Regions from separate parts of the Homo sapiens genome. Here region 1 is linked to region 2. A link is a contact called in ENCODE Hi-C or POLR2A ChIA-PET data. All regions are on one chromosome and are shown on one strand. Each heading gives the region's core, a stretch centred on a gene start or an enhancer-like site at or near the end of the contact. The rest is flanking DNA. Distances are from core to core; before and after follow the strand shown. Region 1 holds the start of GOT2 (glutamic-oxaloacetic transaminase 2). Region 2 holds the start of MMP2 (matrix metallopeptidase 2).

Region 1 (6,579 bases), core at 2,412-4,911, 3.3 Mb before region 2:
TGACAAATACTCAACCCCAAAATGGTGACAATTGTTAATCTGATCTGTATTTTTTCTTTTTTTCTTTTTTTTTTTTTTTTTTGGAGTCAGAGTCTTGCTCTGTGCCCAGGCTGGAGTGCAGTGGCACAATCTAGGCTCACTGCAACCTCTGCCTCCCAGGTTTAAGCGATTCTCCTACCTCAGCCTCCTGGGTAGCTGGGACTATAGGCACGCGCCACCACATCTGGCTAATTTTTGTATTTTTAGTAGAGACGGGGTTTCACCATGTTGGCCAGGCTGGTCTCTAATTCTTGACCTCAGGTGATCCGCCCGCTTTGGCCTCCAAAGTGCTGGGATTACAGGCGCGAGCCACCGTGCCTGCCTCTTATCTATAATTTTTATGAAGCTAATATGACAAAGTTGTCTCCTTCCCTCCACAAGGGCAAATACGCTCATGCCCTCCTAATCCTGTATTGAACCATATCCTTGGCATATTTTTTCAAACTTTTACATACATTTATGAATAAATGTATGTTATGGTTTTGTGTATTTTAAAAATATTGTCTAAGTGGCACCATATTATATGTATAATTCTATAGCATGTTTATGTTTTTGAGGTCTATCCATGGTGACATCTATTGAGTTCATTCACGTTAGTAGTTCTGTAATGCTCCATCATGAGACTGTAGCAGAACATCCATCTCTTCCTCCATCGATGGGCGACTAGGTTGTTCCCTGTTTTGCTTTTATAAACAATGCTTTACTGACAGCCTTAAAAATGTGTGAGAAGATCTCTAGGGTTTATACCTGGACATGTAATTGTTTTGGGAATAGTAGTTGTTATGTGTTGAAATGTGCCCCCAAAAAAGATACGTTTAAGTTCTAACCTGGGGAACCCATTAATGTGATCTATTTGAAAATAGGGTCTTTACAGATGTAATCAGGCGAAGATGAGGCAATTAAGATGCACCCTACCCCAATATGATTGGTGTCCTTAAAAGAAGAGAAGAGACAGACAGGGAGAGAACACTGTGTGACACCAGAGGCAGAGATTAGTGATGCCTCTAACAGCATACGAATGCCCAGGAGTGCAGACAATTGCCAGAAGCTAGGAGAAGCATGGAACAGAGTCTCTGAGACCCCATAAGGCACAAACCCTGCCAATACCTTGATTTTTGATTTTGGGCCTCCAGAATTGTGAGTGAATAAATTTCTGTTGTTTTAAACCACCCAATTCATGGGGATTTGTTACAGCAGTCTGAGCAAACTGATGTACTGGTATGTTTGAAATTCTTGTTTCTTGGTGCTGTAAAGAAATAGCACTTGAACATAAATTTAATTTCCTCAGCAAGGCCATCTTTATACTTTCGGCAGAAAGGGTACACTCGACAGCAGTTTTGCCATGAGAGTACACCAAACAAAGGAGACAAGGTCACTTATAACCTGATACATCCACCTTGCTGCTGTGTCCGGTTTTCATTGGCTGGAACAGGTCCTCACATTTTGTATTTGTTCTGATTGGCTAGCAACTTAGAACTTTTTAAAAGAGGCAAAGGCAGAGGAGAGCAAAGGAAGGAGGAAGTAACTTGTGGAATGCTGAGAAAGGTAAAAACACCTTCAAATAAGGAAGAGGAACAGGCTATGACCTAATGCTTGCTTGGACCAGTATAAGCATGCCAGGGCAAATATTTAGGCTAAATGGTGGCAGCTAGGAACATAAAGTACATTGATTTCTTTATTATGGCTAGCAGATATTTAAGACTGTTAGTACAGGTCTTTGAATACATTTTGTTTTTAAGAGAAGTTACTATTTATTTCTAATTAGACAGGGAGGAAAGTCTTTAAAGAAGAATCTCTACTTTACTTTTCACAGGTAGAATCCCAAGTCATGGCCTATAGGCGCATAGGTCAAGGTCATATGAGAGCATAAGGGTCTGAGACAGTAAATTGGAGCTGGGCCGGAAGGACCTAGAATGTGGCCCTAAGTAGGGGTTTAGACTTTACCATTCAGGCAACGTGGAGCCACAGAGGAGATATTAAATTGCCAAGGTACACAGTTCTATCTCGGTTTTATTTTATTTATGTATGTATTTATTTATTTATTTAGAGCCAGCGTCTCACTCTGTTACCCAGGCTGGAGTGCAGTAGCGCAATCCTGGCTCACTGCACTCTTTTTTTTTTTTTTTTTTTGAGTCGGAGTCTGGCTCTGTTGCCCAGGCTGGAGTGCAGTGGCGCGATCTTGGCTCACTGCAAGCTCCGCCTCCCGGGTTCATGCCATTCTCCTGCCTCAGCCTCCCGAGTAGCTGGGACTACAGGCGCCCGCCACTATGCCCGGCTACTTTTTTTTTGTATTTTTTTAGTAGAGAGAGGGTTAGCCAGGATGGACTCGATCTCCTGACCTCGTGATCCGCCTGCCTCGGCCTCCCAAAGTGCTGGGATTACAGGCGTGAGCCACCGCGCCCGGCCTGCACTCTTGAATTAATGGGCTCAAGCAATCCTCCCTCCTCAGCCTTCTGAGTAGCTGGAACAGGCACGCAACACCACATCCTGCTAATTTTTTTTTATTTTTTTAAGAGATGGGGGTTTCATCTTGTTACCCAGGCTGGTCTCAGACTCTTGTTTTCATGCTATCCTCCTGCCTCAGTCTACCAAAGTGTTGGGTTTACAGGCATAAGCCAACACACCGGGCCCCTACCTTGGTTTAAGAGACGAGTATCAGAGAAATAGACTACACATGAGAAAGACTCGTTTGACTTGTGGATGTGTCTGAAATTCATTTGCTTTTTCCTTTAAAACCGATTCATTTCCTTCAAAACCGATTCATTTCCTTCCACAAACAGTTATCAGGATTTGACATACACGAGTTTGTCATTAATGACCATGGGTTATTTTGTGCTTACTAAATCAGGCCCTGTTTTAGACATAATCTGCTAATCTTATTAATCCTCACAACTGCCCCACAAAATACACATGCGACCCTCTCCATAAAAGGGATAAGGAAGCCAGGTGCGGTGGCTCATGCCTGTAATCCTAGCAGTCTTGGGAGACTGAGACGGGCAGATCACTTGAGATCAGGAGTTTGAGACCAGACTGGTCAACATGGTGAAACCCCCGTCTCTACTAAAAATACAAAAATTAGCCGGGCGTGGTGGTGGCACCTGTAACCCAGCTACTCGGGGAGCTGAGGCAGGAGAATCGCTTGAACCTGGGAGGCAGAGGTTGTAGTGAGCCGAAATCACGCCACTGCACTCCAGCCTGGGTGACAGAGTGAAACTCCATCTCAAAAAAAAAAAAAAAAAAAAAAGGGTGGGGGATAAGGAAACATTCAGGAACGACGTGACATGACTTGTGCTTAGGGAAACTATTAGGGTTGAAAGTAAGGCCACCTTGGGTCCTAATGGCTGTAAGGCATCAGACAAAATACGTCAACTATGTCAGCCTACATTTTCTCATCTTTCAAACTGCCATAACAGCAGCCACCTCTTCGGCCGGCCAGGCCTGGCCCAGCTGGATTAAATGAATGAAGCGCAGCAAGGGCTGGGCGTAGGTAAACTGTGCAGTCATCCTCTTCCACGACCTCCGCTGAGCCCACGCCGCTCCGCCCGCCGGCCGCCAGGGATCGCTGTGACGTGGCTCGGGCCCAGCACGCGGCCGCTCTGGCCCAGGGAAGTCCCTGTCCTTACCTTCAGCAGGAGCCGGTTCCCTGTGTGTGTGTCCGCTCGCCCTCTGCTCCGTCCTGCGGCTGCCCACTGCCCTCCTACGGTCCACCATGGCCCTGCTGCACTCCGGCCGCGTCCTCCCCGGGATCGCCGCCGCCTTCCACCCGGGCCTCGCCGCCGCGGCCTCTGCCAGAGCCAGGTAAGCCAAGGGAAACGGAGATGGAGCCAGGGCGATGGCCCTGCCCCGCCGAGCTGCGAGCACCCCAGGACATTCACCCCTCCCGGCCCCCAAATACACACTGTCACTCACACGCACACACACACACTTTTCTGCCACCCCCTCGGCTTTCCCTTACTGGGGACTGAGGATTGAGCGTCCGTGCCCCACAGTGATCCTCAGGATCCCACATCCCTCTGGTCCCCGCACTGGGCCCTGCAGGAAGGCGTGCAACGCAATCCCTAGGGAAAGGAAGTGTGGCCCTCGGCGGTTGCCGGACTCCCATTCAGTGGGAGGGGTGCGGATAGTACTGGGGCAGCGGCGCCGGGTAACGACCGTGCCCTTGATAGGGTGCCCTGGGGGCGGCGGGCGCACCTGTCCTGGCCCCCGGCCCGCCCGAGTCGGTGGGCCGGCGGCGGCTGGCTGCCGCGTGTGTGCCCTGGGCGGGAAGAGCGCGAGAGGAAGGTTTCCGGGGCGCCGGCATTCGGGCCTCGCTTTCCTTCCCGCACCTGCGACCTTGGCGTGCGGCATTCTCCTGACCTTGCGACCCCCCGAGGTCCCTGTGACCCCGGGGCCCGTTTGGCCTTTGCTTGGGAAAGGGTCGAGGTGTAGTGTGTCTCTTTTTTTGTTTTGTTTTGTTTTTTCCTTATTGCCCCTAAGGAGGTCCGGTTGCAGGGAGGCTATCAATCTTCCTCTCCATCTCCCTGTGCTCTTTCATTCAGTAAATATTTCGTAACTGCAGTTTCTCAGAGCCAGGCTCTGGACCAGATGCCAACGATACAACTGTGAACAAGGCGAGGGAAGGACAATGACAAATGGTCATTGCTCAAAAAATGACAAACGTAATTTCGTACTGTGGCGTGTATAATAGTATGGAGGGAAATTTCAGAGCTTGAAACGAGCTCTAGTAATTCATTCCCAGTGGAGACCGGAGCCAGAAGATTAATTCAACTCAAGAAGCCGATTTGGAGCACTCTCCTTAAGCACTACCTTAATAAGGAACTGAGTTTTAAAACCACCCCCAAGCAGGTATTAACTGCAAGGAGCAAAGCGTAGCTTGGCCTTTCGTTTGAATGTATGCTCTGTGTCTTTCAGCCAGCAGAACTATCTGTCCTTTCCAAGGCCCCACAGCCTTGGCAGTACAGTTTTGCCCAGGCTTCGCACTTTTTTCTCTTCCTGACTTGGCTCCTTCCTGGCCCACTGTCAACGTGTGCTCTTTAAGTCTGCCTACCTAGTGGGCCAGAGCCAGGAGGAGTTATTTATGCAACAAATTTGGAAAACCAAAGGAGTGCTTAAAATTTCCGTCAAGAGAAAGTATGTTTCCCTATTGCAGTAATCTTAAAATAATACCTTGTTTTATGGATTTGGCTAGATCACCTGAAGCTCTAGTGCTTGGTGAAAATCCCTTGGGGTCAGGGTTAGTCATTCTTTCAGTTTGAGAGTCTGACTCATTTTTCTTTTCTGTATTTTTCTTACTAGAATGTAAGTTCCATGAGAGCGGAGACTTTACCTACTTTATATTCACTGTTACATCTCAGCACTATTAACAGTTGCTGGCATGTCTCTTATATTGGATATTTTTATTTTAAGCCCTGATTTTTCACGTAATGCAACGGAAACAAATACAGTATGACATTTTAATGTTGTATCTTAGATCAAAATCTGAACATAGGCTGGTCCAAGTGTAATGGTGTTTACAACTAATTGATCATAACCAGTTACAGATTTTATTGTTCCTTCTCTCGACTAATCTTACACAGGGGAACCACAGTGCTGCAAAATATGTACCAAAAAAAATTCCCTTTTTTTTTTTCTTTAAATACAGGGTCTCACTGTGTTGCCCAGGCTGGAGTGCAGTGGCACAATCATGGCTCACTGCAGCCTGACCTTCCAGGCTCAAGTGGTCCTCCTGCTTCAGCCTCCCAAGTAGCTGGGACTGCAGGCATACACCACCACACCCAGCTAATTTTTTATTTTTTGTAGAGACAGAGTCTCCCTGTGTTGGTCTCAGACTCCTCCCACATCAGCCCCGCAAAGCGCTGGGATTATAGGCTAAGCAACCCCACCTGACCAGAAAATAAATTCTTGAAATAGTTGAGCACCTAATGTTGAGGAATTACTCTTCAGATTTAAATAATGATACCTGATTAGGTGACAGAATCAGATGCCATATTTGGCATGAAGGTTAACTCTTCAGGCAAGATCAGACTTCCCTCCTTACACTGTGGAAGTGATCTTTACCTAGCTCCAAATGGTAAAAGTGGAAAATACTTAAACTGAATTCATCGACATTTCTATTTAAATGGCTCATTCTAATACAATAAAACCTTGTCTGTTGTTATTCTGAAGAACTGAGGATTTATCCAATGGCATACTTGGAACTCTTTGTAAATATGTGGAACTCTTTGTAAGTTCAAGTGTATCATTTAGCTAAACACTGCGAATAAAACTTTCTCTTGTTGACTTGTACTGTAAATGTATAGTGACATGAGATCAGACATAGTTGCAGTTCAATGAAGAAAAAAAAAGATGCTAATGTATTTTGATTTATAATGATTTGCTTTTAATTATTTAATTCTGATTATTTACTTTTTGGTGAAATAACTGAGCAGGTCTCGTGAGACTTTAAAAATGCAGTGTGCAACTGTGGTACCATAACCATTGGTTAAAAGATCACAGACCAGGCACAGTAGCTCACACCTGTAATTCTAGCACTTTGGGAGG
Region 2 (7,413 bases), core at 1,182-3,681:
CTTGAGTGGGGGGCTGGGTAAGATGAGGCTGAGACCTGCTGTGCTTCATTCCCAGGAGGGCAGGCATGCATTCTTAGTCACAGAATGAGACAGGAGGTTGGTAGGACTGATTTCACCATATACAGTTCGGGTCACAAAGACCCCTATGATAAAACAGGATGCAGTAAAGAAGCTGGAGAAAGCCCACCCAAACCAAGACTGCAATGAAAGTGACCTCTAGTCGTCCTCACTGCTCATTATATGCTAATTATAATGTATTAGCATGTTAAATACATTAGACACTCCCACCAGCGCTGTGACAGTTTATAAATGCCATAGCAACATTGAGAAGTTACCCTATATGGTCTAAAAGGGAGAGAAACCCTCGGTTCCAGGAACTCCCCACCCTTTTTCTGGAAAACTCTTAAATAATCCACCCCTTGTTTAGCATATAATCAAGAAATAACCATATGTATACTCAGTCCAGCAGCCCATTCCCTGCTCTGTCTATGGAATAATCACCCTTTTATTCCTTTACCTTCTTAATAAATTTGTTTTCACTTTACTCTGTTGGCTCGCTCTTGAATTCCTTCCTGTGCAAGCCAAGAACCCATGTGGCCCCCAGGCTGAACCCCAATTTAGGGGTTCATCCTGTGACCCATTGGCTGGAAAAGGTGTAGGAAACCAAGTAGCTTTGTCATTGTCCCAAAGCTCCACTCTCACCCCCACCCAACAGCCACATCATTATGCCAGCCAGCTCCAGATCCTTGAAAAAAGTAGCCCTCTAAAAATGTATGGAGGTTTCCCAACCCATCTATCCAGAGGGGGCTGAGACCTAGCTGTTTGGAAGGGTGAGAGTTGGGAGAGGGTAGTTGTCACCTCCTGAAGGAGTTCCTAGGGTGACCAGAGGGCATGGGCGTCTTCTCCCGGACAGGTTGAGGGGGAGGCTGGAGGGCAGGGTGGCTGAAGCAACAAGGGAGCAGATATCCCCTGGACTGGAAAGGACATCTTGATGGGTCCCTGGCCTGCCTCTCTCCTCAGGCCCTACTTACGCAACACTGCGGCCAGGCTCAGTGCCCCTCCAGCCAGGCGCGCGCACGCTCACAAGACAACATCTGAACCGCGGTTTGGGAGCCCAGCCAGGAAGGAGGGCTCTCTGGCCGCTCTCCGACCCGAGCGGAGCGCAGTCCGCCCCCGCCCCACGCGCCGGGCCCTCCAGCGCCTGCCCCACTCCTCCTCCCTCCTGCCGGGCCAGCTCTCTCCTTCTTTTCTCCGACCCTTTGGAGAAGTTCGAGGAAACTTTCCGAGGCCCAGCCCTTGACCAATTTGTCCATTAAGCCAGGAGAAAAAAGATGCGCTCTCTGCTTCCCTCCTGCCCCAATCACTTCCCAAATGGCCCCCTCGAGCTGTTTGTTTAAAGGTCCCTCTCCGGATCTGTGCCGAAGGTTCCTAGAAATTTGCCAAGCCCCGCTTTGACCAAGCTCCCTCCCATCCTTATGCGCGCATAAGTTTACCCAAATTGTGTGCCAGAGCACCGTTCCCAAAGTCCTACATTAGCAAAAACGACCCCTGTAGCTGTTTGCCAAAGGCTTACCTAGACGCTTGGCAAGAGCCCTTAGCAACTGCCCAGATGTGTCCAAAAGTTGTTTACAAAGACCGCCCCCCCCCCCCGCCAAATGTCCCAGATACTAGAGGATGTCCCCGCTATTTACATAAGAGTCCCTTTCCAGTAGTTTGCCAGGTCACCCCTCTCCCACTCTCTGGCTTGTTTTTCGCCCCACTGCTGTATGCTGAAGGTTGCCAAATTGTTTATCAAAGGTTTTCTTTGCTTACAAAAGATCCCCCACCGTTTGCAAGAGATCACTCCAATAGCTTGCCAAAGACCCCCCAAGCTGTTTACCGAAGCCCCTCCCCCACGCTGTGTGCCCACCGCCGAGGGCAGGGGGAGAGACACCCCCATCCTTTGCCTCCGAAGTTTGTCTAAACGTGGTTCCTTGAGGCCAGCGCAGCAACTCACCACTGCCAACTCTTTGTCCGTTTTGGGGGCGACATCGCCGGGGAACTTGATGATGGGCGACGGCGCGGCGGCGGCGTGGCTCAGCAGGCAGCCCAGGAGACAGAGCGCCCTCAGGGGACCCGTGAGCGCGCCCCGGGCCATTAGCGCCTCCATCGTAGCGCTCCCTGGCCCCGCGCGTCGCCCGGGGGTCGCTGGCTCGGTGCGTGTGGCCGCCTCGCCGCCTGGTTGGAGCCTGCTCCGCGGCGCAGGGCTGCGCTCCGAGGGTCCGCTGGCTCGGTGGCCTGGGGTTTGCCCGGCTCAGCGGCTCATGGTCCGGCCCCCGCGCCCCAGCCCCCGCCGCCGCCGCCGCCGCCGCAGGTCCTGGCAATCCCTTTGTATGTTTAAAGCCCCAGATGCGCAGCCTCCAGCCACCGCCTGAGGAAGTCTGGATGCAGCGGAAACAAGGGAGGGCAGCCGCCAGATGTAGCCGGCTGGGCTGGGAGGGAGCTGGCAGAGCGGGGCTGGGGGCGGGGGGCGCACTCGGGCCCGCCCCTCTCTGCCCCACCCCCCTACTCGCCCTCCTCCACTTTTCTCCTCTTTTTTCCTTTCTCCACCTCTTTTCCCCGGCCGCCTGCTACTCCTGGCCTCTACGTCCACCCTCAGTGCACGACCTCGTCACCCCACTTGCCTCTCTCGCGATCTGGGCGCACAGCCTCAGAACCCCCTGCTGGGAAACATCTGTCGCTCTAGGCCCTTGACGTCCTGAGGTTAGAGAGCAGCGGTACTACTAGGAGGGACGCCGGCTTGGCTAGGACACCCTGCACTCCCTGGGGTCAGGAACGGGAAGGAATGGTCAGAAACAGATGATCAGCCACAATGATAGATGGTCAGAGACAGAAATTTTCGATATTTAGGGATAGGGACAGAGAGATTCTGGGATGAACAGAGATGGAAAGAGAGAGATGGAAACAGAGACAGTGGAAGGTCCCAGGTTGCTTCCTTACCTCTTTCCTTCTGCAAATGTGTAAGCCTTAACTTGGCCTCGTATAGTGCGAGATGCTAGATACACCTTGGGAAATAGAGCAGTCAGGGGCCCCGCGTTAGAGACGTTGGAACCAGAGCGACTCCATCTTGAACAGGGGGCTGGGTAAAATGAGGCTGAGACCTGCTGGGCTGCACTCCCAGGAGGGTCCGCATTCTCGGTCACAGGATGAGATAGAAATTGGGCAAGACTGGTTTAATAAGATAGAGGTCACAAAGACCCCACTGATAAAACAGTATGCAGTGAAGAAGCCAGCCAAAACCAAGATGGCAAAGAAAGCGACCTCTGGTCATCCTCACTGCTCATTTTACGCTAATTATAATGCATTAGCATGTTAAAGGAAGCACCCACCAGTGCCATGGCAGTTTATAAATGCCATGGCAATGTGGGGAGGTTTACCCTATATGGTCTAAAAAGGGGAGGAGCCCTCAGTTCCACGAATTCCCCACTCACTCTTGAATCCTTTCCTGCGCCAAGCCAAGAATCCATGTGGCCTCTCAGGTCGAATCCCAATTTTGAAGTTCTCCCTGTGACAACCGTCTCTGAGGAATGTCTTCTCCCTCTCTCAGGAAAGACAGTTGAGAGATAAGCTGTGATGGGGAACTCCAGCAGGCTGTTGGGAACGCCTGACTTCAGCCCCTAAACTAGTAAAGACAATCAAGGAAGGCTTCCTGGAAGAAGTGACTTCTGAGCTGAGACCTGAAGAGCTAAAGAGGTGGAGTGCTGGGTGGGGAATATGGGGAATGTTTTAGGGAACATTGACAATGGCCCAGAGATGAAAAACAGCAAGAGGCACTGGAGAAGAAAGTTTTTTCTATCTGAAAAAGGTGGGGCACAGGGTGAGGGGATGGAGCTGGAGGGGTCAGTAAGGACCAGCCTAGGAAGGGGGCAGATAGGACTGGGGGTCAGCAGGGAACAGTTTGAGAAGTAAGGTCAGGGGCTGAAAGAATCAGGAGCAATATACTTGTGGGGGGCATTGGAGGTCACGATTATGTCTTGATCATCACAGCTAGAAAAGTCTCTGCGGCTTGGGTCTCAGTGGGCTTCAGACAAGTTCAGGCTTGTCTGGTGGGTGTGTGCTCTGACTTTCCAGAGTCAGTTTTAAAGGACCCTCTTGGGAGGGACCTTGCCCCGCAGGAGGGAGCCAGGCCCTTCAGCCTGACCCAGTGACAAACCTTGGCTGTTTTGGAGAGGGCGAGACTGAGGTCAGTTGGGAAGGGGGATTGCCTCCTGGCCCAGCCCCACTGGGCTCATGTCCACGTCCTGTGGATAGCCAGAGAGCCAAGTTGGAGAGCTGAGAGCTGAGAGTGAAAATGGAAAAAGTTATCTCACTAAAGCAGGGGCTGCAAACTCGTGGCCTGTGGGCTAAATCCAGCCTGAACAGCATTTTGAAATTTGGGAAACTTCATGTAAAAATCTGACTTTCTGGTTTTCTTTTTTTAAAAAAATTTCCCAAAAATCTGGCAATACTGGATGCCAGTTTCCATATGGCAATAATTTGCTGAAGTTGAGTAGTGACTGCTCCCTTTAGATGAGGCACATACTTTGGTTTGCCACAGTCCTCACCACTCTCTATTGTATTGCCTTGTATGTGACTCCCTTCACTAGGTGTTGTTCATTTACACTTGCCCAATTTGAGTTTTAACCTTTTCAGAAAGTCTCTGGAGTCTGCATAACATGCTTTGGAGCTCCTCTGGCAGAGGGCAGCTTTGACTGTACCTCTTCACAGCCTCTGTGGTTTTGGCATTCCAAGGGTATCGGTTTCCAGTGTGGGGCTTGGTGCCCATTCAGAGATGGCAATGGCTGCAGAAGCAGCACTCAGTGAGAGAGAGGCTTCTGTGCCCAGCAATGACTATGTCAGAGGCATTGGAACCAGAGCAACTCCATCTTGAATAGGGGTTAGACTAAGACCTGCTGGCCTGCATTACCAGTAAATTAAGGCAATCCTAATCACGAAATGAGATAGGAGGCTGGCACAAGATACAGGTCATAAAGACCTTGCTGATAAAACAGGTTGCAGTAAAGAAGCTGGCCAAGACCCACCAAAACCAAGATGATGATGAGAAAAACCTCTGGTCAGCCTTACTGCCACACTCCCACCAGCGCCACGACTGTTTACATATGCCATGGCAACGTCAGGAAGTTATCCTATACGGCCTAAAAGGCAGAAGCATGAATAATTTACCCCTTGTTTAGCATATAATCAAGAAATAACCATAAAAATGGGCAACCAGCAGCTTTTGGGGCTGATCTGCCGATGAAATAGCCATTCTTTTATTCCCTTACTTTCTTAATAAACTTGCTTTCACTTTATGGACTTGCCTCAAATTCCTTCTTGTGTGAGATCCAAGAACCCTCACTTGGGGCCTAGAATGGCCCAGGGGACGAGGAGAGAACAGGCAGTATCTGATGATAATGGGCTTGTTGGTGAGCACATGCAATATGCTCCAGGGCCCCTGTGCACTCCTGTATATCTCTCTTCCCCTGCCACGGTAACCCTGGGAGCCCTGTGTTGATCTAGCAAAGTCGTAAAATGAAAGCAACCAGACCCACTACAGACTTCGTAAGTGAAAAACAAACTCTTAGGCAACGAACCATGGAGCTTTTGGGATATGTTTGTTACTGCAGCATCTTTTAGTCATTCTTAATATAGATGCAAAAATGCTGTTTAGTGGATATAATTGTGTTGCCAAAAAGATATGTTCAAGTCCCAATGCCTGTGACTGTGCCCTCACATGGAAATAGGGTCTTTGCAGATACAATCAAGTTAAGATGAGTGGGCTCTAATCCAAAGCCTGTTGTCATGATAAGAAGACAAAACTTTGGACACAGAGACACACAGCAAGAAGAACTCCATGTGACCATGGAGGCAGAAATTGGAGCAATGCCTGCAACCCAAGGAGTTGCCTGCAACCCAGAAGCTAGAAGAGACAAGAAGGAATTCTTCCCCCAGAGGCTTCAGAGGGAGCGTGGCCCTGCTGACATGTTGGTTTTGGACTTCTAGTCTCAGAGCTCTGAGAGAATAAATTTCTGTTGTAAGCCACCCAGTCTGTAGTGCTTTTTTACAGCAGCCCCAGAAAACTACGCAGGCTGTGATTAGAAGACGTCGCGATATGACATGAATTCTGTCATTTATTCGGGAAGTTTTTGATGAACACTGTTTTTGGTGCTGGGGTACAGTGGCATTAAGGTGGTGTTTTATTGATGAAGAGGCAGAAATTACAGTGCGGGACACTAAGCAGGGGACAGAGCATTGAGGGAGGTAGTGGCCGTGTGCCATGTAAGCCTTCCCAAGACCCTGTCCTCCTACTTTTAGTAGCTGCCCCTTAGTTTCCCATTGGGAAGCTACTTCTCCCCAACTCTAGGTCTGAATTCAGCAGATGTGACCCACCTCCTGGCTCCACAGTGGCAATGTGACCCAAGCTGGGCTAAAAGGCAGATCCAGGCATCTTGGTGAGGTGATGATTCAGATACCGGCTTGTGAATCCACTGGAGCCAAGGAAAGTTAATTCTGGGACTTTAGCTGGAGGTACAGGTTACCTCATTTTATTCACACTTTGCCCTACTGTGCTGTGCAGAGATAGCAATTTTGCAAATTGAAGGTTTGTGACTACCCTGCGTCAAGCAAGCTTACTGATGTCATTTTTCCATTAGCATGTGCTCACTTCCTGTCTCCGTGTCACATTTTGGTAATTCTTGCCATATTTCCAAATTTTTCATTGTTATTATATCTGTTATAGTGATCTGTGATCAGTGATCTCTGATCTTACTAGTTAATTGTTTTGAAGTGCCACAAATGTCAGGCCTCCAAGCCCAAGCTAAGCCATCATATCCCCTGTGACCTGCACGTATACATCCAGATGGCCTGTTCCTGCCTTAACTGATGACATTCCACCACAAAAGAAGTGAAAATGGCCAGTCCCTGCCTTAACTGATGACATTACCTTGTGGAATTCCTTCTCCTGGCTCATCCTGGCTCAAAAGCTCCCCTGCTGAGCACCTTGTGACCCCCCACCCCTGCCCGCCAGAGAACAACTCCCCTTTGACTGTAATTTTCCTTTACCTACCCAAATCCTATAAAACGGCCCCACCCCTATCTCCCTTCGCTGACTCTCCTTTTGGACTCAACCCGCCTGCACCCAGGTGAAATAAACAGCCTTGTTGCTCACAGAAAGCCTGTTTGGTGGTCTCTTCAGATGGACGTGAGTGAAAACAAACTGTGCCCATATACAAGGGTGAACTAAATCACCCTTGTAAATGTGTGTGTTCTGACTGCTTTACCAACTGACTGGCCATTCCTCATTTCTCTCCCTTTCTGTGGGCCTCCCTAGACCCTACAATCAACAATATCAAAATGAGGCCAGTTAATAACTCTACAATGGCCTCTAAGTGTTCA

What was found. A loop is a pair of places that touch in the nucleus more often than their neighbours do. ChIA-PET counts read pairs that join two places held with the same protein, here RNA polymerase II (POLR2A).
Region 1: a map with no recorded cell type shows a loop between it and region 2 (12-fold over the local background). The contact joins the promoter of GOT2 here to the promoter of MMP2 in region 2. A Hi-C loop is called at or near these places in 1 of 37 single-sample maps with no recorded cell type. POLR2A ChIA-PET finds 5 or more read pairs at or near these places in 1 of 52 experiments (AG04450).

Annotation. Positions count from the first base shown.
Region 1 is chr16:58,731,398-58,737,976 of GRCh38, reverse strand. It overlaps GOT2 (glutamic-oxaloacetic transaminase 2), which reads left to right and starts at 3,661. Exons shown (of 10, transcript NM_002080.4): 1 at 3,661-3,837. The coding sequence starts at 3,749. RefSeq lists enhancers at 3,537-3,616, 3,316-3,934 and silencers at 4,057-4,146, 4,247-4,336.
Region 2 is chr16:55,474,216-55,481,628 of GRCh38, reverse strand. It overlaps MMP2 (matrix metallopeptidase 2), which reads right to left and starts at 2,431. Exons shown (of 13, transcript NM_004530.6): 1 at 1,997-2,431. The coding sequence starts at 2,149. RefSeq lists an enhancer at 6,682-7,201.